3 separate regions of the Mus musculus genome follow, and all the other regions are linked to region 1. Evidence: chromatin loops called from intact Hi-C (ENCODE). Cell type or tissue: left cerebral cortex. All regions are shown on one strand.

Region 1 (8,000 bases):
TTTGATGGCACTTTAGAGTTTATTGTTCTTCCAGATTGCATGGTAGACCTTCCCCAGGCCAACCTAAAAAACTTCTATTCAGTCTAAAAAGCCCAACTCAAGAGCTCCTTCTATGGAGGCAGAGGATCACACAGTGTAAGCCTGTGCTTACCTACTTAGTGAGTTTGAAGGCAGCCAACTACATAAGACTCTGTCTTTTTTTTTTTTTTTTAAGATTTATTTATTATTATATCTAAGCACACTGCAGCTGTCTTCAGACACACCAGAAGAGGGCGTCAGATCTCATTACAGATGGTTGTGAGCCACCATGTGGTTGCTGGCTTTTGAACTCAGGACCTTCGGAAGAGCAGTTGGTGCTCTTAATCACTGAGCCATCTCACCAGTCCAAGACTCTGTCTTAAAGAACAAATGGGGTGGAAAGATGGCTCAGTGGTTAAGAACACTGGCTGCTCTTCCAGAGGACCCAGGTTCAATTCCTAGCACCCACACCGTGGCTCACAATTGTCTGTGACTCCAGTTCCAGGAAACCTGAAACTCTCACGCAGACATAAATGCTGGCAAAACACCAATGCTCATAAAAATCTTAAACAACAACAACCACAACAACAAAAAGGAACTTCAGCAGCTGACTCTTGTGGTACTCGATGTGTTATGTCAGAGAGGTCCTTGCCTGGAAGCCCAGAACTGGACAATCTGAACAGACGAGCCTATCTGGTTTCTCGACTCCATCTGTTAGCTCTTCTGTAACTCATTCTGTAGACCAGGCTGGCCTTAAACTCAAAGATCCACCTGCCTCTGCCTCCTGAGTATTGGAATTATAGGTGTGCCCACCATTGCCTGGCTTCAAAACAATTATTAAAGAAGTGAAATAAACACATATGTATTTCTCTATTTTTGTGCCTATGTGTGAGGTGAGGTAGACGCGGCAGAGAAGGACCCCAGGGTCCTGCTCAGTCACTTTCTCTCTGCCCTCAGCGGCCTTGGCGTATAGGCACTGAAAAGTCACACCCGCTTTTGACGCGGGCGCTGGGGTCTGAGCGCAGGTCTCCATGCCTGCACAGACCCTATTGCTAGCTAAGCCTCTCTCACCTGAGTTTGGACTTTTAGAAAATACACTTGAGATTTTAAATTTGTATTGATTCCTGTTTCTAGACACATCTGTGCAGGTCAGAGAACGACCACTGGCAGTTGATTTTCTCCTTCGACCAGGGGAAGCGGAACTCCGTCCTGGGGGCGGATGCAAATCCTCAGATTTTGTGGCAGGCATCTTTACCTCTGAGCTCTCTCTCTGGTCTTAATTTGGAGTTTGACATTCTTATTTTTTTCTATGTTCTAGGTGCAAACATCATCCAACTTCTTCCACACTCAGCTAACAGCGTTCGCTCACTCGTGCACTACAGAGCAAACACGCGCTAAGCTGCACCTTTGGGAGCAAAGCCGGAGGACAGAGTAGAACTGGATGGGGGCAGTTTGAAGGAGTCAGCAAGCTCAGTAAGGTGGTGCTTGCTTGAGTTCTCAGCATTCTTGAGACCGGAGGCAGGAGGATCAAAGTTTAAGGACTGGCTGGCCGTACTTTGAGATTGAGTCTCAAAACAACAAACCAAACCAAAAAACAAACAACATCAACCTAACAAAACACCCCAGACAAACAAACAACAAGCAAACCAGGTTGTGAAGACTGAAGGACAGAGCCCCTGAGCCGGGAAGTGATGACCCGGGTGCTGGCTGGAGACATCTTAGGCTCTCTGGGTTTAAGTGAAGATGAACAGCCAGAAACACACATTGAGGCTGCCATAGCCTAAACGAGGTTTCAGACTGGGACCACAGATATTCTACCACTACATTTAAATGAATCATTTTTTTCCGCTCTTTAAAACAGGTTCTCACCTAGCCCAGGTTGGCCTTACACTCCCTAAGTAGCCAAGGACGAACTTGGACTAATATTTTTCCTTCCTCTACCTCCCGAGTGCTAGCATTACTGGTATACACGACCACACCTACTGTATGCAGTACTGGGGCTCAAACCCCAGGTTTTGTGTATTCGAGGGAAGCTTTTTTTGGGGGGTGGTGGCGGCAGTTGAGACAGGGTTTCTCTGTATAGCCATGGCTGTCCTGGAACTTACTCTGTATACTAGGATGGCCTCAAACTCAGAAGTCTGCCTGCCTCTGCCTCCCAAGTGCTGGGATTAAAGGTGTGAGCCACCACTGCCCGGCGGCAAGCATTTTTTTTTTAAAGATTAAAATATACAATGAGAACTATAAGCTACCAAAGAGCCAGGGCACAGCAGCATACGTCTGCAGCACTTGGGAGGTGGATGCAGGAAGATCGTGAATTAAAGGGCAGCCTGGAGTACACAATGAGACCGGGGGGGGGGGGGGCAAAGAAAGAAAAAGGCAGCTATTACTGAACAGCCTTTCTCCACCTGTCTCCCATCTGCTCCGTCCCTGGCGCTAGCCCCACCCCCGGCAGCCATTTGTGCAGTTTATTTTTACTGCAACCAAGGATACTGCTTTGACAGTCAGTCTGTCATACAGCATGCTGACTTTGCTCGTTGGGATGCACAGGGTAGAACGTGTTATTGTTGGGAGCCCGTAAGAGGCAATAAGAAAGCTTGCATCAGAGACACAAATGTTCATTAGAACTCTCTGGAACCTCATGAGAATACAAAACCCTGCCCACAGAGAAGGAGGTGGTTCTAGTCAAGTGGATGTGGTGTTTGTCACAGAATGAATTAGCCTTTAAGGACTGAGCCATCTCTTCAACCCCTTGGAATAGTTTAGACCATGAATGAGCCCATATCCTGAATTCCCCATTTCCCTCCCTGTATCTTCCGTCTTTAGGGGTTTTGTGGCCTTTCACCTGACTGTAGCCTCTCTGTTGTGTGTGCTTGGCCTGTCTTGGTCTGTCTTACCCTGTTGCATGTCTGTTGTGTTTCTGGAGTCTCTCAAATACCTGTCCTTAACAAAGGACAATTGTCTTATATTTGTTGAACAGCCCACAAAGAATGAGAGATCCTTTTTCACAGAAATTTTAAACAGAATTTTCTAAGGGAAAAAGCTATTCTGTTGACTTTAACTGACCCAAAGCTGCACACAGGGGCCTGGAGAGATGGTTTAGTGGTTAATACTGACTGCTTCCAGAGGGCCTGAGTTAGATTCCCAGCACCTGCATGGCAGCTCCTAACAGTCTGTAACTACTGCCCCTTTCTGGCCTTGTTAGGCACCAGAGATGCGTGTGCTGCACCAACATACACGCTGATAAAACACCCATTAACAGAACATAAAGTAAATACATCTAAAAAAAAAAAACAACACCCTAACCTTTTTTATAAAGCTGCAAACAGGTTATCAACTATTACCCACATATTGCTTCTGACATTTTTGGGGCATTTGCTTTGTTTAAGGTTGAGACATTGGGAATAGTCTGTATTCTCATGTCGCATTCGTGGGGTGCTGAGGATTGAACCCGGTGTATGCTAGGGAAGCAATCTATCGCCAGCCCTCCTGATGGTTCATCGAGATTGTTAACTCCACTTGATTGGTCAGTAAATGCCTCTAGGGTTGGGCGGCAGAGTGTTCCCAGAGAGGATTAGCTAAGAGGAGAGCTTGTCCTGAAGGAGGATGCACCATCCAGTAAGAGGAATAGACGGGAAAGGAAGAGCAGTGTCTGGCCCATCATGCTTTGCGCTGCCACATCCTCCCACCAGCACTCGCTGAAGCATCTTTAACCGGAAGCACACAAGGCTTTCCTCCAAGATGATTGACAGGTATTGTGTGCTAGTGACCAAAGGAGGGGCCGGCCCTATCAGGAGGATCAGTGTGCTTTGTACTAGGAGAAAAAAGCTAGGCATGACGGTGGGTGCTGAGAGCCCAGCTCCGGAGGCTGAGGCAGGAACACTGCCCAAACTCAGGCATTCAGGGTAGGTTGGAAGGTACCTCAAGACCTCAGTTTTCTTGGGGAGGAGAGGGTTTCGAGGATAGAGCTTTGCGCATTGTAGGCAAGTGCTCTACCACTGAGCTACATTGCCAGCTCTAACCCCAACTTGTAAAGAAGAAAAAAAAAATCATAAGGGGGAAAGACCAGAGACCTCCACTCCCGCCGCACCCCCTGCGCCACTGCAGGCAAACAGTCTCAAAGCTACACAGGTACCCTGATGGAACCCAGGGCTTCCTGCTTGCAAACACTCTACAGAGGGAGCTGCGTCCCTAGTCCTGAAGTTTGATTTCTGTGCAGCTTTTAACTGCCTCGATGAAAAGGAAAGTAGGGTAACCCAAGAGGCTGAGAATCTTCTGGAGAAAAGGTTTGTGGGATGCAAGAAGGGGCCGACCCCACACAAGACTCGCGTTTTGAATCCCATGATAACTTCACTCACCCCTCCTTAGAGCACATGGGAACTGATGTTAGATTACTCACATTGGGCTAATGGCTAAATACTTGAGTGGGAGAACTCAGAGAAAAAGGAATGTACGTACGCCCAAGACTTTGTCAAATAGTGGCCTTGGGTTCCAGATAATGGGGCTGTTACAGCGGTTTCAGTAGATCATGGCAGTTAGCTGATTTGCTTAGAAGACAATGTTGCCCTCTGCTGGTGGAGTTCTGAAACTACAGTCTTCAGTAGTTTTTTTGTTTTGTTTTGTTTTTTGCCCCTTCCCCATTTTCTGCTTGATTTCAGGCATTTCTGAAACGCCTCACCTTGCTAGGTCATTTCCTATAAATAGTGGCCTAAACTTTCCCTGTAGTGTGACCTTCCAGAGGATTGGGGCAAGAAAAAAAAATCACTGGTAGGTCTCCGTCTTTTCCATTTTTGAGAAAGTCTGAAGTAATCCAGGATAACCTTGAAATCATAATCCTCCATCCTCCATTTCCAAAGTGCTGGGGTTACAGGTTACCCACAGGCTGGGTCTCCTAGTCCATGTTTTTTTGGAGCTTAATTCTGTTTTTTTTTTTGTTTGTTTGTTTTTCGAGACAGGGTTTCTCTGTGTAGCCCTGGCTGTCCTGGAACTCACTCTGTAGACCAGGCTGGCCTCGAACTCAGAACTCCTCCTGCCTCTGCCTCCCGAGTGCTGGGATTAAAGGCATGCGCCACCACGCCCGGCTTGGAGCTTAATTCTGTACCACTTGCCAAGCTATCTCCAAAGTGCACGAGATATGGGGGTCAAAACACAATAAAATCTACCTTTTCCCCATGCTTACAGTCTCAAGAAGTGGAAATCGGAAATAAACTACGTGATGAACAAGTCAAGTGTGCGGGAGTGTTACTGAGTGGACATTGGGAAGGCCTGGGGAGCTATGAACTGCTAGGCAGGAGGTCTCAAGCAGCAAGCTTGGGGCAAGGGAGGACCTTACTCCAGGTTGAAGCAGGCAGGCTTTCCGGATAGAGGAAGTCAAGCCAATGGCTAAACAGTGAAGCAACACCCAGGGGCAAAGCCAGAGGCTACGGCAGATGGCTCATGGATGGCCGGAATTGTGTTCCTGCCTCCTGTCTCCAAGACGTAACCCTGAGGACATCAGAATGTGACCTTATTTGGAATTAGAGTTGTTGAGATTGTAGTTAGTTTAGCTGAGGCTATTAAGGGAGCCCCAGTTGGTTGTTGCGGTAATTATTTAAATCTCAGCCTGGAGTAGAACCCCCTCTTAAACCAATTAGTTCTGGATTGAAAGACACACACACAGCTTTTATATTTACAATAAGCCTTAACCAACACAAGAGCTGAATAGCTGCCTACCCTCCATGCTGTTAGAATCTATTTTCCTATGGATAAACCAGGAAAATATTACTTATTTACTAAGTTTTATCTGGGCTCCTCTTAACTCTAATTGGGCAGTCCTCAGGGCCACTCTCTAACTCTTAACCCATGGCTGCTTCTCCTTCCTCCTCCCCTTCCCCTAGCTGAGAACCTCACCTATGTCTCTTCTGCCTAATTATTGGCAGTTGGCATCTGTATTTACAAATCAAAATTAATTTGGAGGGCAAGATCGCATTGGTTAAGGCAGACTCCAGGTCTTGCTCCCCCCCCCCCTTAGGATTACAATAGACAGTAAAAGACAAAATCTCAATAACTGGTGATCTTATCAAAATGGGATACAGGCCTAGGAACCCACGAACTGAGACACAGTGGAGGGAGCATGGGCACATAAGGACAGATACTGGATTGTGCTTCTACAGGCCAAGGAACTCCACCTTTTGCCAGCAAACTACATGATCCGGAGCAATGTATGGAACAGGTTAGATAGAGTACTTCTCACTGCCCTAAAGAGGAAAAACAGTCATGCTGACATCTGGACTTCAGACTCCCAGGAACTAGGAGACAGGAAGTTTCTAGTGTTTGGGTCACTCAGGTGAAGGCAGAGGCAAGGAACAGAGGGCGAGAGAGACCAAGCAAAGCTTTGAAGGCCATTTGTGCTATGTCAACTTGATACAGCTAGTCATCTCAGAAGAGAGAACTTGAATTAAGAAAATATCCACATCAGATTGGCCCATGGGCAAGTGATAATTTTCCTAATTATCACCAGTGTCGGAGGGAGGGTCCAGTCCACCACCCCTGGGCAGGTGGTTCCAGGGTTCTCTAAGAAAGCAGGCTGAGCAAGCAAAGGGAGCAAGCCAATAAGCGACATCCCTCCATTGCTTCCACATCAGCTCCTGCCTTTTGGTTCTTGCCCTGCTTGAGTTCCTGCTCCGGCTTAGCCTTGGTAAAGGACTGTGATCTAGAAGTATGAGCTGAAATAAACCCTTTCCTCCCCAAGTTGCTTTTGCTCATGGTGTTTCATTACAGCAATAGACACCCTGGCTAAGACAATACCAGTTCAGGGCTTCAGTTTCTATCCCCCTCTTTTTAAAAAAAGATTTATTTATTATTATATCTAAGTACACTTTAGCTGTCTTCAGACGCACCAGAAGAGGGCGTCGGATCTCATGACGGATGGTTGTGAGCCACCACGTGGTTGCTGGGACTTGAACTCAGGAAGAACAGTCAGTGCTCTTAACTCCAGCACTATATCCCATTCTTTTTATTCAAGAAATGGTATTTATTCTAAAAGCCCAAGCAGCACTCAGCATTAGGGAATTACCAACAAAATTAATTTATTAATCTATTTTGAGGAGAAAAAGTCACATGATTATCTATATAGAAACCTTGGACAAAATTCAAAACCTGTTCTTGATGAGAAAAATGAGCTCAAAATAGGAACAACTTGGGCTGGAGAGATGGCGCAACTGATAAGAGCACTGGCTGCTCTTCCAGAGGTCCCGAGTTCAATTCCCAGCAACCACATGGTGGTTTACAACCATCTGTAATTGGGTCTGATATCATCTTCTGGTGTGTCTGAAGATAGCGATAGTGTACTCACGTATATAAAACAAATAAATCTTTAAAAAAAGTAACAACTAAACCGGGCGTGGTGGTGCACGCCTTTAGTCCCAGCACTTGGGAGGCAGAGGCAGGCGGATTTCTGAGTTCAAGGCCAGCCTGGTCTACAAAGTGAGTTCCAGGACAGCCAGGGCTACACAGAGAAACCCTGTCTGGGGGGGGAGTGGGGAGTAACAACTTTAAAAACCAATTATTTAAGCAAGGCAGGGTGGCTCACACCTGCAATGCCAGCATATGGAAAGCTGGGGAAGTGGCGTGCACCAAGTTTGAAGCTAGCTTGGGCCACAGAATGACTCGGTCTTTATAAAAAACAAAGGAACAAGTTAAATTGTTAGTCTTTGACGTGTTCTTATATAGAAAATTCCAAAGACCCCAAGACCCCCCAAAAAGTATTAGAACAGCAGCAACAATAACAAATCAGCCAAGTTCCAGGATACAAAATCAACAGTCACAAATTGTTAACATTAAGCCAGGCCTGTTAGTTACTGCCTGCGCTCTCCAGCACTGGGAGGCTGAAGCAGGAGAAGCGGGAGTCTGAGGCCAGTGAAGCTGTCTTAAAAACAAAGTAAGAGAAGCTGGAGAGATGGCTCAACTGGTAAGAGCACTGACTGCTCTTCCAGAGGTCCTGAGTT
Region 2 (8,000 bases), 72 kb before region 1:
AGGAAGAAGTCTGGTCCTTTGAAGCAGGAGACCTGGAGGTGAGATCCTTGGAGTGAGCTTCCACTCTTTGGGACCTTAAGTGAGAGGGATAGCGGCAGACGGATCCAGATCTAGCCTGGAGAAGTTTGCCTAGAGCCATAGCAGCCCAGCTCTAGCAATGTATCTCTTCGCCTGTAAAGTTCTCGCTGACCTTAGAAGGTCACACCTTAGATGAGGCTCATGGACTTAGGTAGGCTGGGTAGTAGGCCCTGCCTGCTGATCCTCCCTCTCTGATCAGTGGATGGAGTGGCACCCTCGGGCTCCTGTCCTGTTGGCGGGCACAGCCGATGGCAACACTTGGATGTGGAAGGTCCCGAATGGTGACTGTAAGACCTTTCAGGGCCCCAACTGCCCTGCAACCTGTGGCCGCGTCCTCCCTGATGGTGAGAGCAGTTATCTCTTCCTGGGGGTACAGGTGGATCCAGTGACTTGGGGTTACTTCAGTCATTGCAGTCTCCTGCCCTATACTTGGTCTTACCTGTGACTCCAGGGGGAATTTGGGGACCCCCTACACTATCCTTTCTGCTCATTCTTTCCTTGGCGTGTCTGAGTGTCCTCTGTCCTCTGGTTATCCGTGCCTTGGTCCTTAGGGAAGAGAGCTGTGGTAGGGTATGAAGATGGTACCATCAGGATCTGGGACCTCAAGCAAGGAAACCCCATCCATGTACTAAAAGGTATCAGAGGGGGCGGGGTGTTTTCCTTGGCTTTGAGGGAGGAGCCTGAGCCAGGTACAGGACTCAAAACCTCTGTCCACCTGCTTGTTCTAGGGACTGAGGGTCATCAGGGCCCTCTGACCTGTGTAGCCACCAACCAGGATGGCAGTCTGATCCTGACTGGCTCTGTAGACTGCCAGGCCAAGCTGGTCAGTGCCACCACTGGCAAGGTAAGTAGCCTGGGCTTCTTTGTCTGGACCTTCTGCACCTCCCCTGTCTTTTCCCTCTTTGTCCAGGTCTGTGAGCCTCTTTTCTTACCTGTAGGTGGTGGGTGTGTTCAGACCTGAGACAGTCGCCTCCCAGCCCAGCCTGGGAGAGGGGGAGGAGAGTGAGTCTAACTCCGTGGAGTCCTTGGGCTTCTGCAGTGTGTGAGTGTGAGCAGAACCTTGGCCTGGAGACCCAAGAGACTGAGGGAGGAGGTGGCTTTGAGGAGGCATCTAGGAATTGAGACCAAGGAGGAGGGAAGGTATATGAATCTAGGACCTCAAGAGCCTTCTTTGTGTCACTTGCTTCCCAGCATGCCTCTGGCCGCTGTTGGCTATCTGGACGGAACCTTGGCCATCTATGACCTGTCTACGCAGACACTCCGGCACCAATGTCAGCACCAGGTGTGATGTCTGGGGCTTAATTCCTACTTAGGGGCTGTTGTGCTGGCTAAGGGGCAGCCTGTCCTCTGTGGCTCCTCAGGGTGGGTTGGGGTCCTCTCTTCTCCCTTCTGACTTCTGCCCTACTATGTTACTGTGTCACACTCCGGGACAGTCGGGCATTGTTCAGCTGCTGTGGGAGGCTGGCACTGCTGTGGTGTACACCTGTAGCCTGGATGGTGTTGTACGTCTCTGGGATGCCCGGACTGGCCGCCTGCTTACTGACTACCGGGGCCACACTGCTGAGATCCTGGACTTTGCCCTCAGCAAGTAAGCATTATGGGCTGGCAGCTCTAGAAAGTGGGTCTGGTGTGAGGTAGCACAGGTCCTTTGTGGAATGGGAGGCGATTCCTAAGGGAAACGGGACCCAGTGCCTGACTGTGTCCTGTAATAAAGGCATGCTGGGCCGTCCATCTGTGCAGTCACAGTCCTAGAACCCAGCCCTATCCCAGCGATTGGCAGTGAACTACCCATTGTGGGGCCTGACCCTGAGAATGAACAGTCCTGCTCGGTCTGTGGTCCTCCTATGTTAGGGGCTTCCTTCACTGGTTCTTCTGCAGTTTGCATGGGCATAGTTGAATCAGCTCCCTGGCTTTGGGAGAAGGGTCTGAGAAGCAAGTGCAGATTCAGGCAGGGGCTGATGGTAGAGGCGATGCTGGAGCCACTATATCAGGACCCCTGGGAGTGGGCTTGCACTGGGCCTCAGCTTCCTCTGTCCTTTGACCCCTGTGTTCTGTCTACAGAGATGCTTCCCTGGTGGTGACCACATCAGGAGACCACAAAGCAAAAGTATTTTGTGTCCAGAGACCTGACCGTTAACAGCTGTAGCCTCTGGCATGGTGTCTGGTGTTAAGGGGGATAAAGGGACGCCCCTGCCCCCAGCAGAGTTGCGGGGTGCAGAGGGAAGAGGAGGGGAGACCACTGGACTGCTTTCTGACCCCTTCAGCTGACCTGCTTACTCCTTGTCCTTTTCCTCCCTGGAGACCCGCCTTGCCAGGCCCTCCCTCCCCTGCCCAGCCCTGGGGCCTTGTAGGAGGCCGTGTCTCTTTGACTTTGATTCGCTGGTGTGAGCCATGGGGTGCGTCTTTGTATGTTGGGGTTAGGTCTTTGAGGTTCCCGTTCTTTCCCTTCCCAACTCTCTGGGAAAGGAAAGGAGGAAGAGAGACTAGTTACAGATTTTAAAAATGTAAATAAAATATACTTCCCATTGGCAGTGTCTGTGTGCATTTTGTGGGGGGTGGGTGAGTGGAGTCTTCCTGTGGTGCTTAGTGTGTCTCTGGGTCCTTCTAGGGCAGTCTACTGGCCCCTCCCACTTCTGGAGATATGGAAGGAATAATCTGCCCTGATGGCCAGAGATTTATTTGGTCTGGGTGAGGTCTCATGGAGTGAGGGTTCCAATCCAAAGAAGTGGGGCACTGTGAGATAGAAGAGTGTTCTGGGAGGCAGCAGTAGCTGCTGCTTCCCTAATTCAAGTCCAGGTCAATGCTGCATTGGCTACTGGTGTGGTAGGCAGTGCTGGGGCCTGGATTGTCCCTCTTGGCTCTTCCTCGAAGCACTCGTAGACACCTTTGGGCAGCTGTCCTCCAGGGGGCTGTGTAGCGCTGATCACCCAGCCCCATGGCCACAGGCACAGCGGCAGCACTGGTGCTGCCCAATGAGATGAGCGATAACAGAGTTCCAGGCCCTAGTGGTGGGCGACGCTCATAGGCCAAGACTGACAGGAGCAATGTGGCCACATAGGGCCCCCAACACAGCAAGAAGAGCAGTGTGGCTCCTGCCTGTGCCCTAGCCTGCCTCCAGGTGAGAGCCCTAGCCAGGGTTGAGGGTACATCGCGGCACACTGCCCGCTCCAGTCGGCGGATCTCACACAGCTGGCGGTGGGCAGTGGCCAACACGCGGACAGAGAGAAGGGCAGTGGCCCCCACGGCAGGCAACAGGAGGCCATAAACTTCCAGGTAGAGGTAGGGGGCTGGGAAGACAGCTTGGGAGCTGCAGTTGGCATCAGGGCTCCAATGGTTCCAGCCCAGAGCAGGCAGGCTGGCAAAGAACAGGGAGCTGACCCAGGTGAGGAACAGGGCTAGCCGCACACTTCCATGGGGCCGGAGTGGCTGCAACACTGCCATGTAGCGTTCCCCATGCACCAGCAGCAGATTGGCAAGCAGGGAAAGGAAACAAAAGTTGGGGGTCAAGTGGAGAAGGAGGCAGGACCAGTAGCCCTGATGGTTCCGGCTCCATAGCCCAGGCAGCATGGGCAGTGCCAGCCCTGTGAGCAGCCCGGCTAGTAGTAGGCTTAGGAAGAAGCAGCCAGCAGGTGGGCTGCGCAAGTGGCGGTCCAGGGCGATGCCTAGGGCCAGGAGCAGGTTGGCGATGACGATGAGGCTTGCCAGGGCCAAGGAAAGCCCCAGAACCCCCATGGGAATGGCCGACAGCTCAGTGCTGTTGGGTGTCATCATGGGTCTTGGCACATGGAGGGTCCGGAGCTGCAGAAAGCATGCCTGGATGGAGGAGTGGCCAGAGTTAGGTTGGTCCTGCAGTCACTGCCCAGGTGGGGACAGCACATTATCACTGAGGCTTTGGACTCAGACTCTGAGCCATACCTTTTTTTTCTGATACAGATTTTTTTCAGTTGCCAACTTAAAAAAAAAAAAAAAAAAAACCAACTAAAAAAAACCAACTGCATAGGGAAGTCTTGCTTTTGGGTTTTCTTGGAAAATCAATTCTGGTGTTATCTTAGAAGAGGCTACACTTCAGGCGATAACCACAGTTCCCACAGGCAGCTTCGCCTCTCAGCCATCCTGCAGCCCCTGGGCAGCTATGTTTATGCCTGTCTAGACTGGAAGGCAACCTACCCAAAGCATCTGTCAATCTTTGCCTACCCACATCAGGGTGCCAAGAGAGGACAGTAACTGGCCAGCCACTGGGTGAGAGGCTCCCGAAGGCCAGGTCTGGGAAGTCACAGAGTGCTCTGTTCCCGCACCCCCACCCTGTCTCCACGTGGAGCCTGTTACACTTCAGTGAACAGCCTCCGGGTAGGACTTCCAGCCCATAAACTTGACTCATCCGCTCCACACTAGCAACAGGGCCCTTCCTGGGAACCGGAGGGAAGGGTGGGGAGATGCTTGGTAAGGAATTGGGGGTACTAAACAAAGACCCCCCTAAATACAAGCTGAAACCAGGTGACAAGGAAAAGCCTCCAAACTGAGCTTACTTTTCCTTGACTGCCTGGTCTCAGCCCCAGGCCACATTGCAGGGCCAGTGGGAGGGGTCCTGGATCCTGTCAACAGGAGCATCTGCTGTTGCTAGGATCAAAGTCAATACAGAAGGATTCTGCCCTCTGCTCCTCTGGCCTCTGTCCTAGGACCAGCATCAGCTGTACGGTTACCTTAGGCTGCAAGATGCTCTTCTTCCCTCCCAGTGCTCCCAACCCGCACTCCTGATGCTTTCCCCTCCACTGGCCGCCTCCTTCAGGCTCCCCCACAGCCTGCCACTCAGACCTAGCTTTCTGTCTCCGGTAGCACCCTAGTTTGTTCCCCTTTCTCCCTTCGCCACCCACTTTTATTAAACTACTGAGAGCTGGCTTGAGCTAGAGACCCACCCTTCGGACCCGCACCAGCCTCCCTCAGAATAGCAAGAAAGGTAGAGATTATCCAGGGGTAATGTCCTGGTGGGGTGTGGACCATGTCTCCTGAATGGCTTGAGCCAGTGCAGTGTCGACCTCAGGGTCAGACCTGGAGGGGTGATGTGTAGCTACTCACATGGCTGTTAGGAGCAGGTGGTGCTTGCTAGCTCTTCCTCTGCGGATCAAAGAGTCACATCAGCCACTCTTGCAGGTCTTCGGGCCATGCCTGGTGTCCTGGTCAGTGAGCGCATGGTGCTGCCTTCTATGGTGGAGACAGCAGGAACCAGGCTTGCCTGCTCAGACTCTGGCCTGGCCTGGACTCCTGAAGGGATGGAGGAGTCCAAGCTGAAGGACCTCAGTCTTGGCTCCGCCTCTGGGGGTGGGACGTGGCACATCCTGACTGCTTTTACTGGGAGGGCTCCCCCTCCTGTGTAAGTGAACCCTTCCCTAGCAGTCGGCTACATCATGAAACCTGGGTGGTGTTTCCTTACCTCTGAGAACCCTCTTGCTGTCATTGCTGAACATTACCTGGGAAACACATTCCAGCTAATGAATAATGTTTGGTACACAACACTCCCCCCCCACACACACACACACTAACAGAGCCATTTTTAGGTATCTTAATCTCTGAATGTGCCAGGCAGCAGCCCGTAACCAGCCAGATACTTCTGCTGACACACCAAAGGATCATGCACGATGTAAGATGGAGGTGGGGCTGGGCGCCTGATCCAGCCTTGTCTTCCCGGGTCTGCAGTCATCCTCATATCTCTCAACTTTTCTTGTGAGACAGGGTCTCTCTCATATTGCCTAGGCTGGCCTCAAACTCCTGTGGAGTGGAGTGTCACCTTGAACTTGATCCTTTTCCCTCCACCTCCCAAGTTATATGTCACAGAGTCTGATGGTTCTCCTACACTCCACCACATGACAGGCAGGTTACAGAACTCATGAGTTCATGGATGTTAGGTTAGCACTCTTATCAATGGAACTACACCCCCCAGTCCTGAATGGTTTCTGAGTCAAGTTTCGGGGAGATGCATAAGGCATAAAAGGATCTGATAGAGAGGTTCAAATCTGTGATTTCTAACATTTCGGAGCTGAGGCAGTGGGATCAGTGTAAATCGGAGGCTGGCCTGGGTTACGGGGGAGACTGCTTCAATACTGCCAAACCTTCCCAGAAGGAAAAGTCACCTGTTGCAGTTGTGGTGGGGGATGTCCGCATAGGGACCTGTGGATACCACAATGCTTGACAGTACCAAGGGGAGGTCAAGTCAACAAATGGCTGGCTCTTCCACCTCCATGGGGTTCAGAGGTGTACCCCACAGTGAGCGTAACAGGGCTGCTGGTCCCACTGCTTTAACTGTGTGAATTTGGGAAAACTGTTTAAGTTCTCTCAACTCCCTTTCTTTATCTGCAGAGTGGAGCTCAAAATTGTACTTACCTAACCTGGGTTTGTGGTCCTAGCACTTGCGTGTTGAGACAGACGTGTAGGTGGCAGCAAGTTGCAGCCAGCTTCAGAAACATAGTCAGACCTTGTTTCAAAGCAACCAAAGAAGAGTCCCCCTCCAGCAAAGCAGGTAACATGAACCAGATGAGCCCATACTCTTGAGTACTTGATTAAGGTTAATGAGAACATTGTTAGGATTTCTGGTCTCTGCACCTGTTCCCTTCAAACAAGTGCTCTGCCTTGCAAGGCAGATCGGGAGCCTAGGACATCCAAGGGGTGGCATTTTTGCTTTATAGAAGAACTGAGGAAACAAGGTGCAGAGAGAAGGACACGTTCACAGTGCGGAAGCCGAGAGTTCTGTGTCCAATTTCTACTCTTTATCAAATGCAGCTTTAGGGAGAAGGGAGGGGAGCCCAGTCAAACTTCCTAAGAACTGAACCAGGCTGGGGCTGCAGTGAGTAAGCTGGAATGGAGATGAGACCAACCTCCTCACAGAGCAAGACTTCACCATCCTTGGAGAGATGCAGCCTGAACGGCTGGAGGTCTGAGGACTCTGGTACCTTTTGCCCTACATCGCACATTCCAGGGTCCTGGAGAGGTGGGGCTTCTGCTGGGAGACTAAGCAGGCCGGTCTTAAATCCATCCTCCAGGATGACGGCTGGCCGGCCGGCACAGTCTCAGTCCCACGCAGTGGCAGTGGGGCATGAGTCAGGCTCTGGGAGAGTTCAGCCTGGGGCTAGTCTAAAATGGTACTAGACCCCTTGGATATAGGGGCTGCCAGGAATAAACAAGCTTGTCTTCTGTTCCCAGCTTCCTTCCCCAGAGATTCAGGATGTCTGTTTCTTCTCTGTCTGTCTAAACACTGTGTGTGGTATGGCGTGTGAGGGGGGACAGCTCGGGCAGCGGGAGCTGAAGAGTCTGGGTTCTCTCCTGTGTTCAGTTCAACGTCTCCATCACCAGCTCATCTGCTTCCTCTCTGTAACTGTCAAGCCCTCGGCCATGACAGTTTCTTTTGCCCTCTGGTGCAAGTTTTCAGACACTCCATCTGCTGCCTGTGGCCCTGACCTGATGTTTTCCTGGTGGAGAGCATGTGCTGGGCTGGACAATCCAGACTGTCCCAGAAGCCTCCCACATCTCCCTGGTACACTTTCATGTTTGATTTTCCTGATGCATCAGGGACTGGGTGGGTGTGTGCTTTATGAAGTCTGAAAGCAGTTACTCTGGACCAGGGAAGCAGATGAAATTTCCTGTACTCTGAACTGTTTTCCCAGCTACTGTTTAATACGCCCCACACCAATGAGACGGCTAACCTTGTACGCCTGACCTTCCTGCCTCAGCCTCCCAAGTGCTGGGGTCCTTGGTTTGCATCTACCACACCCAGTTGGCATGCACTTGAAGCTGATTTGGACAACATGCCTTCTAGGTCAGTGGTTCTCAACCATTCAGATGCTTCGACCCTTTAATACAGTTTCTCATGTTGTGGTGAACGGCACCCCCACCCCCAATATTTCGTTGCTACTTCATAACTGTAAATTATGAAG
Region 3 (8,000 bases), 180 kb before region 1:
AAGCCTTCTCACCGCCTCTACAATGGGTCTTTTGTCTAACGTTGTGAATATCCCGTTCCCCCCCCCCAAAGGCATTCTTTGCTAGCCCCAGTTATGCAAACTCATCAAATTGTGGAATTGTAGATAGATTGATTTTATTTTTGTGTATGTGTATGAATGCCGGAGCCTTCAATGGCCAGAAGAGGGCGCCATCGCCTGGAGCAGAAGTTGGAGGCAGTGGTTAGCCTTGAGTGCTGGCACCTGAACTCATTCAGGTGGCCTGCATGAGCAGGGACTTCTCTTAACGGCTGATGAACCTCTCCAGTCCTAAATTATGTTCGTGATCCAACTGTAACTATCAGCATTCCCTGCAGTCTCGAGAACATCCCAGGATTGAAAAGTCCACTTCGGCGCCTACCTTTACCGACTGTCCTGTAGCAAATCTCGCCCTCTTCCCCTGCCAAACCCTGGCAGAAGCCGAGCCTCTGCTGCTCAGGGCGCCTTGTATCTTGTACGTGCTGTTCCCTCGGCTTGAAACGTGCCCCTTCGTCCTTGGCAGAGCCAAATCCCATCGAACTAGAAGAAATACCACCTTGTTTAGAGGCCCTCCACCCCCACCCCACCGCCCCTATCTGTGATTATTAGAGGGGCCCCGTCTAGGGCTGGCTGTGCTCCCGAGTGCTCAGGGGACGCCCGCGGAGGGAGGGCCCAGCGCCCGCCCTTGGGCGCCTGAGACCGCAACCGTTCAGATTTTAAACACACGTGTCACCGGATCTGTAGTGACACACCCCAGCCAGAGCCTGAATCTGCGTTTGCATACAGAGCCTTCTCGCAGGAAGCCCCTCAGTTGCGCCGCTCTAGGGCTGCGGTTCGTTTATTTTTATTTTTTATTTTTCCTGTCTTACAAAGTTCCTTTCATTCGCCTTAATTTTAAAAACACGAATGCCCAGCCTTCACACGCACGCCTCACTTCCTCCCCTGGGCCCTGTGGCCGGGTGTGGTGGGGTGGGCGTCCTGTGGCTTCCCAGCAGATAGCGGGCTGGGAGCTTGGCCCCTGCTCTGCGTGCGCACGAGCAGCGAGTGTGGGGCGCTGATCCCTGACCCTTCTGCCCTTAGGGAGCCATAACGCTGCCATCCTTACACCCCAAGGTCTTTGCCTCCCATGTGTTGGTGCCCAGGGGCGCGCGCTCTTAATTGACTCGGGATCCTTGGAACGATCCCCTTCTTGCCTTTATGACAGAAGAGGGGACAGCTTGGGAAAGTGAAGCCTTCAACCCAGGCCCTTCCAACTCTCTCCGAGCGCCTCTTCTTGGCCAAGCCCACCAGGGGTGCCTTCGCTTTCTTACCTGGGCCTGCACACTTCCCAAAAGGAAATGTATGACCCGAAGTTGAATGAGCCCGGGTCCAGCGACTGGGCCATGCAGCTGGCGGCCTCAGATTTCCATCGTTCCTTAACATCCCACCCCCACCTTGACACTCATGAACCTGCCCTGTAAGCTCACACCAGTCCTCAGAAGCCACCCCAAACAAAGACCTATCACCCCCTTCAGGCCTTAGCTGGGGGGTCTCTTCGGGAGCCAGAGAGCCTAGAGTTCCCACCTTCTGCCAGAAGCTCCGTAGCCCTCGCCCTGTTCTAGTGCTATATTGTGAGGATTAAACTGCCAGTCCGGAGGGTGGGGGCAGTGTTTGTTTTTGTTTGTTTGTTTGTTTCCTTGCAGGGGAGCATGGCTCCATCTCTGCTGCCGTCTCCCCTCACCCAGCAGTTGGTGGTGGGCTTTACCCACACAATCTATTATGATTATTATTTATTATTTTATGTATATGAGTATACCAGACACACCAGAAGAAGGAATCCCATTACAGACGGTTGTGAGCCACCATGTGGTTGCTGGGAATTGAACTCAGGACCTCTGGGAGAGCATTCAGTGCTCATAACAGCTGAGCCATCTCTCCAGCCCCTAAGATGATTATTATTTTAATACTCATCCCCAAGAAAAACAATGGTGTGGACTGCTATCCGGGACTAAGCAGGATACTCTGGGGCACCTGAGACAAGGGTCCTTCCCTTCACCACCTCAGTTTCCTGCTTGTGGATGGACTGGACGGGAGGTCTGGTAGGACGCCCTCAGCTGGCTCCCCGGAAGCAGGTATGCGAGGACTGACTGGTGAAACCCTAAGGTAGGCCTCTTTCCTTAAATTCAATTTGAGTTTTGGGGCTGAGGTCTTTAGGGCCGCCACGGGGATGGAGGAGCACTAAGTGCCGGCCCCTGGCTGGAAATGGCCAACCTTATCCCTGATCTTGGGCCTTGGTAAGTCAGACAGGTTGGCTGAATTCCAACACTCCAGAGGCAGAGGCAGAGGCTGGCAGATGTCTGAGTTCAAGGCCAGTCTCTTCTACAAAGTGAGTTCCAGGGCAGCCAGGGCTACACAGAGAAACCCTGTGGTGTGGTGTGGGTTAAATCATTATTTTTGTGTGTGTGAGCATGTGTCACAAAACATGTGTGGAGCTAGAGAATCCACCCATGTGTGTCCCAAGGACAGAACTCTGGTCTTTGGGAATGGTGACTGGTATCCTGACATACTGAGCCATCTTGCTGACCCTAAGATTTATTATTGCTGTTGTTGTTGTATTTATTATTAATTTTGAGCAAGCCTCATTATGTAGCCTTTGCTGGACTGAAACTACTACTTAGCCGGAGCTGGCTTGCCTCCAGTGCACAGAGATCCACCTGCTTCTGTCTCCAGAGCGCTGATATTAAGGAGTGTGCTACAATGTCGCTAAGATTTATTTTTACGTATATGTGTTAGTGTATGCAGTGAGTGTTGGGGTGCCTTTGGAAGCTTGAAGAGTGTCCTGTCCCCTGAGCTGGGGTTCCAGGCTGTTGTTAGCTGCCATGTTAGCTTGTGCCAGAGGAGCTGGGAAGTTCAGTCCTATGGAGGTGAGTGTTCAGTAAGTGTTCTGGGCCAAACTTACCTTCTCAGCGCTCAATTCTAAGTCCTAAACACAACTAGTCATACGATCAGCTTCTCCCTCCTTCTGGGTCCCCCAGCCCCATTCCACAGCATCTGAGAACCAAGAATTGTGGACACACTCACTGACAGCCCTTTCTTATTTAACGTTCACAATCCTGTGCTCAGTGGTCTTCCTCTTTTTTTAGGGGCCGGGGGGCTCGAGACAGGGTTTCTCTGTACAGCCCTGGCTGTCCTGGAACTCACTCTGTAGTCCAGGCTGGCCTCGAACTCAGAAATCCGCCTGTCTCTGCCTCCTGGGTGCTGGGAATAAAGGCGTGCGCCACCACGCTCGGCCCAGTGGTCTTCTTAAACTCGCAGTGTCATCCTGCCAGTTCATTTTGCCCTCCCACCCCCTTGCCCTGAGAGCTCCTGGACAGACAGCTGACATCCTCTTTAATTCGGGACTTTTACCTCTCTTCCACTTCTAACCCAGGGCTTATCACAGAAAAAATTAAAAAATAAATGAAAAATAAATAAAGCACCCAATTAGTGCCAAGTGAATCGCTTGAATGTCCACCAAGTTGGGGGACACGGGAGAAATTAGAGGGGAATCTGGAGATGCTTTCTTTGCCAGCCCCCTACCCCTTTATTATCTCGGATCCCATCTTCTCCAGCAGCAGGCACCAAGGCGAGGGGAGGTACTCTTTCTTGCTCAGGCACCCAGACCTCTCCCTTAGCCACTCCTTTTGGGCCCACTCTTTTCATTGCCCTTTTAAGAAAGAGGAAATTCTTTTCATAAACAAGCGCCCCACTCTGAGCGGCCAGTCCACAGCCTTCCCAGCTGGGTTCCGGGTAATAGGAGCTGCTTTCAGACAGAGAACCTCCCCCAGGCTCTACCCTGGGAAAAGGCTCCCCGGTCACCCCTTCCCCCGTGCGGCTCTGGGCTGTTCTAGGCTACAGTGCAAGGAACCGGAGGAGTCAGGAGGAGGGACTTAGGGGAGCCTAGAAACTGCCTAGGGAGCGTCTGCAATGTGCTAGGTCTACACAGGGCGAAGGGTTCCGGGACGCTGACTGCGGAGGAGGGGGTTCCCCGCCCACACCGCTACTCCCTACCCGGGCGCGGAGGTGGCTTCTGCGGCCCTGGGAGAAAGCACCCTCCTCTCACCTGTGTCCCGCTTGCCCTTGAAGGAGGACAGGGCCTAGGCCGGAGTGTGGGCGCCCGGGAGAGTCCCTGCCCCTAGGGGGAGCTGAGAGTGAAGTACAGGGAACCCTAATAGCGCAGCGTGGGAGTCAGGTCAGCCCAGTTCCCTGGGGAGATGGCAAATGAATTGGGCCTTGAGGCACAGACTTTTGGGTTCTTTATGGTCTGGCTCCTGACAGAGAAGGAGCACTTTCTAGGTTTTACTCTCTGGAAAATAGGTTTCCGTACAGTCATTTGGAGGGTTCGGGTTTTGGCGTTTAGATTTTCTAGCGCTTTGGAACAGAGGGGAGCTACCCTTTGGTTCATCGGACGATTTCTATTTTTTTAAGTTTCTTCCAGTCCGACTCTTCCTCCCCCCAAGTTTGTCAGGTCCTCCTCCTCCTCCTCCTCCTCCTCCTCCTCCTCCTCCTCGTCCTCCTCGTCCTCGTCCTCCTCCTCCTCCTCCTCCTCCTCCACTTTCCTTCCTTCTTTTTACTTCCTTCTTGAGACAGGCTCTCAGGTAGCCCAGGTTGGACTCGAACTCAGTTTATTTTATTATTGATTGATTAACTGGGTTTTTTAGAGACAGGGTTTCTCTGTGTAGCCCTGGCTGTTCTGGAACTCACTTTGTAGACCAGGCTGGCCTTGAACTCAGAAATCCACCTGCCTCTGCCTCCCAAGTGCTGGGATTAAAGGCGTGCACCATCACTGCCCAGCTTGGACTCACTTTTTAGGAGGATAACCTAGAACTCTTTAAGATTTTTTTTTTAAGATTTATTTATTTTATATATGTGAGGACACTGTTGTTGTCTTCAGACACACCAGAAGAGGGATCCCATTATGGATGGTTGTGAGCCACCATGTGGTTGCTGGGAATTGAACTCAGGACCTCTGGAAGAGCAGTCCGGTGCTCTTAACAGCTGAGCCGTCTCTCCAGAGACCCGACCTAGAACTCTTTAGGACTCCTCCCTTCATCTTCCACGAGCTGGAGTGAGACAATGGAGTTGTGGCAGTTCTGTTTGAGGTGTTCTGGGAACTGGAGTCACCTTCAGTTGAAAGCCACCACGTTGATGCTGGGAATTGAATCCCCATCTTCTGAAAGGGTGGTGGCTAGTGTTCTTCACACCTGAGCCATCTCTCGCCCCAGGCACTGTGTTTTTTAAGTCTCTTAGGTTGTGGTGATAAGAATGGTGTCATTATTCCGAGGTAAAGCACTTGTCCAAACTGGAAACCGGTAATCCAGAAAGCCAGTAGGGGACCTCCAATTGCTCTGCTGTGTCTGCCCTGTTGCCTCTTTGCTTGCTGGATGCCGCGGTCACCCGGAACCCTGCACGCCTCCCTGCTCCTCGTTAGGGAGCCCATATAAGAAGTGCTTGTGGGAGCTGTGGGTCAGGAAGGTGGCTCCGTGGGCGATGCAACAGGTCCAGGCCTGGGGAAGGACCATGAGTTGAGGAGAGGCCAGAGCGCCTCAGAAGCCCCCTGTGTCTCCCTCTCCTGCCCTCCCTGCCCCGTGGCTGACCCCAGTACCAGATAAGCAGTCAGGCCCAAGTAACCTATTGCGAACAGAGCCACAAGGCCAAAGTAGGCAGGGTGCGGGAGGCTGGGCAGGTAGCTGATCACAAAGTACAGGTTGATGGCGCAGACTAGCGCCATGATGCACGAAGTGATGGCTTTGCTCATCCTGGGGGAAAAATGGATGCTCAGGGCTGGCTGAAAACAGCCGGGCCTCCTGGATGGTCTCCCCACCTCAGGACACCCCTATCCTCAGGACTGCCTGAATGCTCTAGAGCAGATAGACCCAGTTAGCCACTTGGAGGCACTTCAGGCTCCATCACTGACTTGGCAAGGGGTGTGGTGAGGTTAAGCCCGGGGTTCTAGAAACTGCCCCACCAAACCCTGGTTCCCATACTTAGTAGCTGTGTGACACTAGGCAAGTTCTTTATGGTCTTGGGGCCTTGGTTTCATGGGAAGGTGGAGATAACAGTTGTTGCCTCTGAGTGGCTGAGAGTAGAGAAAGCTGGACCGTGGTGGTCGGGGAAGGGCGTACTCACCGGCCGTTGGCAAACTCCTGCATGACAGCTGGCATGCTGGTGAAAGTCAAAATGGGCAGTACAGCGAAGGGCAGCTGTGGGCAGGGTGGAGACTGAGGCTGAGAGACCCTGCCTTGGCACAGCAGGGTGTGGGAGTGGGGAGTTCTGCCTCTCCTCTGGCTGGGAGCCTTTGGGGACGTTCCCTAAGAGCCCTGAGCAGCCGGGCAGTGGTGGACTTTAATCCCAGCACTTGAGGCAGAGGCAGGTGGATTTCTGAGTTCAAGGCCAGCCTGGTCTACAGAGTGAGTTCCAGGACAGCCAGGGCTACACAGAGAAACTCTGTCTTGAACCCCCCCACCCCACCCCACCCAAAAGAGCCCTGAGCAGTATTCTGTGTCTCAAAAGTGTGCAGGGCTCTCAGACTGCTGTTATTTGAATGTCAGCTCAGCCTCCAGTCAACCAACCCAATGCACTGATTTTTCTATCTGTGGAATGGGGACAGTGGGGCCTCTTGTTTTTTAGTGTGGCTGTAGAATCCTGTGAGTGTTTAGGGCAAACCCCATAGGACTGTTGGAGGGTAGGGAGGGAGCTGCTATGTTCCTAGACCATGGGGCTCACCAGTAGACTCTGCAGAACATTGAGTAGATCGTTGAGGCCGGACAGGTCCTTCAGGTCTCGGAAGACAGCCACCAACACAGTGGGCAGGATGGCGCAAGAGCGCGTGAGAAGGACCCGAGCGAAGCGGGACCACCGCAGCTTAAGGAAACCCTGGGTGGGACCAAGCATCCTGGTGGGGCTACTTGGCCTCCGTTGTCTCAGACAACCCCTCCCCCATGCATTTGTTTGTCTTGGAAATGGGGGTTAGATCTGACTCCTGTTGGTGGGAGAAAGGACGAGTGGGAGAGGGAGGATTCCCATAACTGGTTTGCTGAATATGGAACGCCTTTGGGGGATTCTGATTGTCATCTTACCCTTCTGCAACTCAGAAAGACCCAGCGTCCAAGCCTCTAGCAGTGTGTCTGCTATCTTTGGGCCCTCGATACCCACCTCCATCACGAACTGTCCTGCATAGGTGCCGGTCATAGTAGAACTCTGCCCCGCTGCCAGGAGACCTACTGCCCAGATGTAGAGGGCCGCAGGGCCAAAGAGACAGCCTAGGATCACACCCTAAAAGGAGGAGGCGTGATCAGACAGAGGCCCCACCCAATAGACGCCTTACCCTCGGACAAGGCGTGGCCAAACATTGGGCTTGAGTGGTACTTACTCCTTGATAAATATCCACTGACACAGTGTTATTGTCCCTGGGGAAGATCTTAGCATAGTTCTGGAGGCTGCTGTTGGCACAGATGTTGAACTGCAGGCCGGGAGTCAGTACGAAGGACGTGGGAAAAACGCAAACTCACTTTTGGAAAATCAGGACCCCAGCTAGGCCCCAACCGGGGTTTGCTCAGGGTGGCGGTTGTCACACATGCCTTAAAGAATCCTAGCACTTGGGAGGCAGAGGTAGGCAGATCTCTGTAAATTCAAGGCTAGCCTGGTTTATAGAGCGAGTTCCAGGACAGCTCAGGCTATACAGAGAAACCCTGGTCTCAAAATAACAATACAGCAACAAAAAGAAAACCTATAGATCCTGCAGGTTATGTCTGCCTAGACACACTTTGCTAATAATGGTTTGGGTTTTGTTTTTCTTTTCTTCTCTTCTTTTGCTTACCGAGTGCTAGGATTTAAGTCATGAGCCACCATGCCCACCTTGGTTTTATTTCTCTTGCTGTGAATGTGTTGTTAGAATTTACAATTCTGCTCCAGGTGAGAACTGGGCTTCCAGGCTCTGGGATAGGTAGGCACATTGGCACCACATT

Evidence for each region. Hi-C counts contacts between places; a loop is a spot of excess contacts. Peaks named below come from ENCODE experiments on the same cell type or tissue, not always from the same donor. Only the 100,000 strongest peaks of a DNase experiment are listed, where the experiment ranks them.
Region 2: a loop joins it to region 1, with 5 times the contacts of the local background. A loop is called at or near these places in 20 of 42 quality-filtered maps.
Region 3: it touches region 1 in a loop (2.7-fold over the local background); 9 of 42 quality-filtered maps call a loop at or near these places.

Annotation. Positions count from the first base shown.
Region 1 is chr1:74,202,595-74,210,594 of GRCm38, reverse strand. It overlaps Mir1928 (microRNA 1928), which reads left to right and starts at 3,975; the gene lies at 3,975-4,041. It overlaps Gm31691 (a long non-coding RNA gene), which reads left to right. Exons shown (of 3, transcript XR_373519.2): 3 at 1,337-2,115. In left cerebral cortex, a CTCF peak has its summit at 4,584 (motif pointing left); DNase peaks (open chromatin) are centred at 2,490 and 4,539.
Region 2 is chr1:74,274,449-74,282,448 of GRCm38, reverse strand. Gpbar1 (G protein-coupled bile acid receptor 1) reads right to left here and starts at 3,849. Exons shown (of 1, transcript NM_174985.1): 1 at 2,860-3,849. The coding sequence starts at 3,849. The coding sequence ends at 2,860. It overlaps Aamp (angio-associated migratory protein), which reads left to right. Exons shown (of 11, transcript NM_146110.3): 4 at 1-38; 5 at 278-422; 6 at 630-713; 7 at 807-922; 8 at 1,017-1,120; 9 at 1,270-1,360; 10 at 1,512-1,666; 11 at 2,140-2,609. The coding sequence ends at 2,215. Gm28364 (predicted gene 28364) reads right to left here and starts at 1,288. Exons shown (of 2, transcript NR_168296.1): 1 at 1,011-1,288; 2 at 1-638. In left cerebral cortex, no CTCF peak of the experiment used is centred here; no DNase peak of the experiment used is centred here.
Region 3 is chr1:74,382,933-74,390,932 of GRCm38, reverse strand. It overlaps Slc11a1 (solute carrier family 11 (proton-coupled divalent metal ion transporters), member 1), which reads right to left. Exons shown (of 15, transcript NM_013612.2): 10 at 7,406-7,495; 11 at 7,189-7,308; 12 at 6,760-6,909; 13 at 6,163-6,236; 14 at 5,639-5,792; 15 at 4,882-5,540. The coding sequence ends at 5,427. Among named protein-coding and RNA genes, the nearest start is that of Ctdsp1, 4.7 kb to the left of the region's middle. In left cerebral cortex, CTCF peaks have their summits at 194 (motif pointing right) and 4,156 (motif pointing right); DNase peaks (open chromatin) are centred at 203 and 3,883; H3K4me3 peaks cover 1,106 bases; H3K27ac peaks cover 2,820 bases.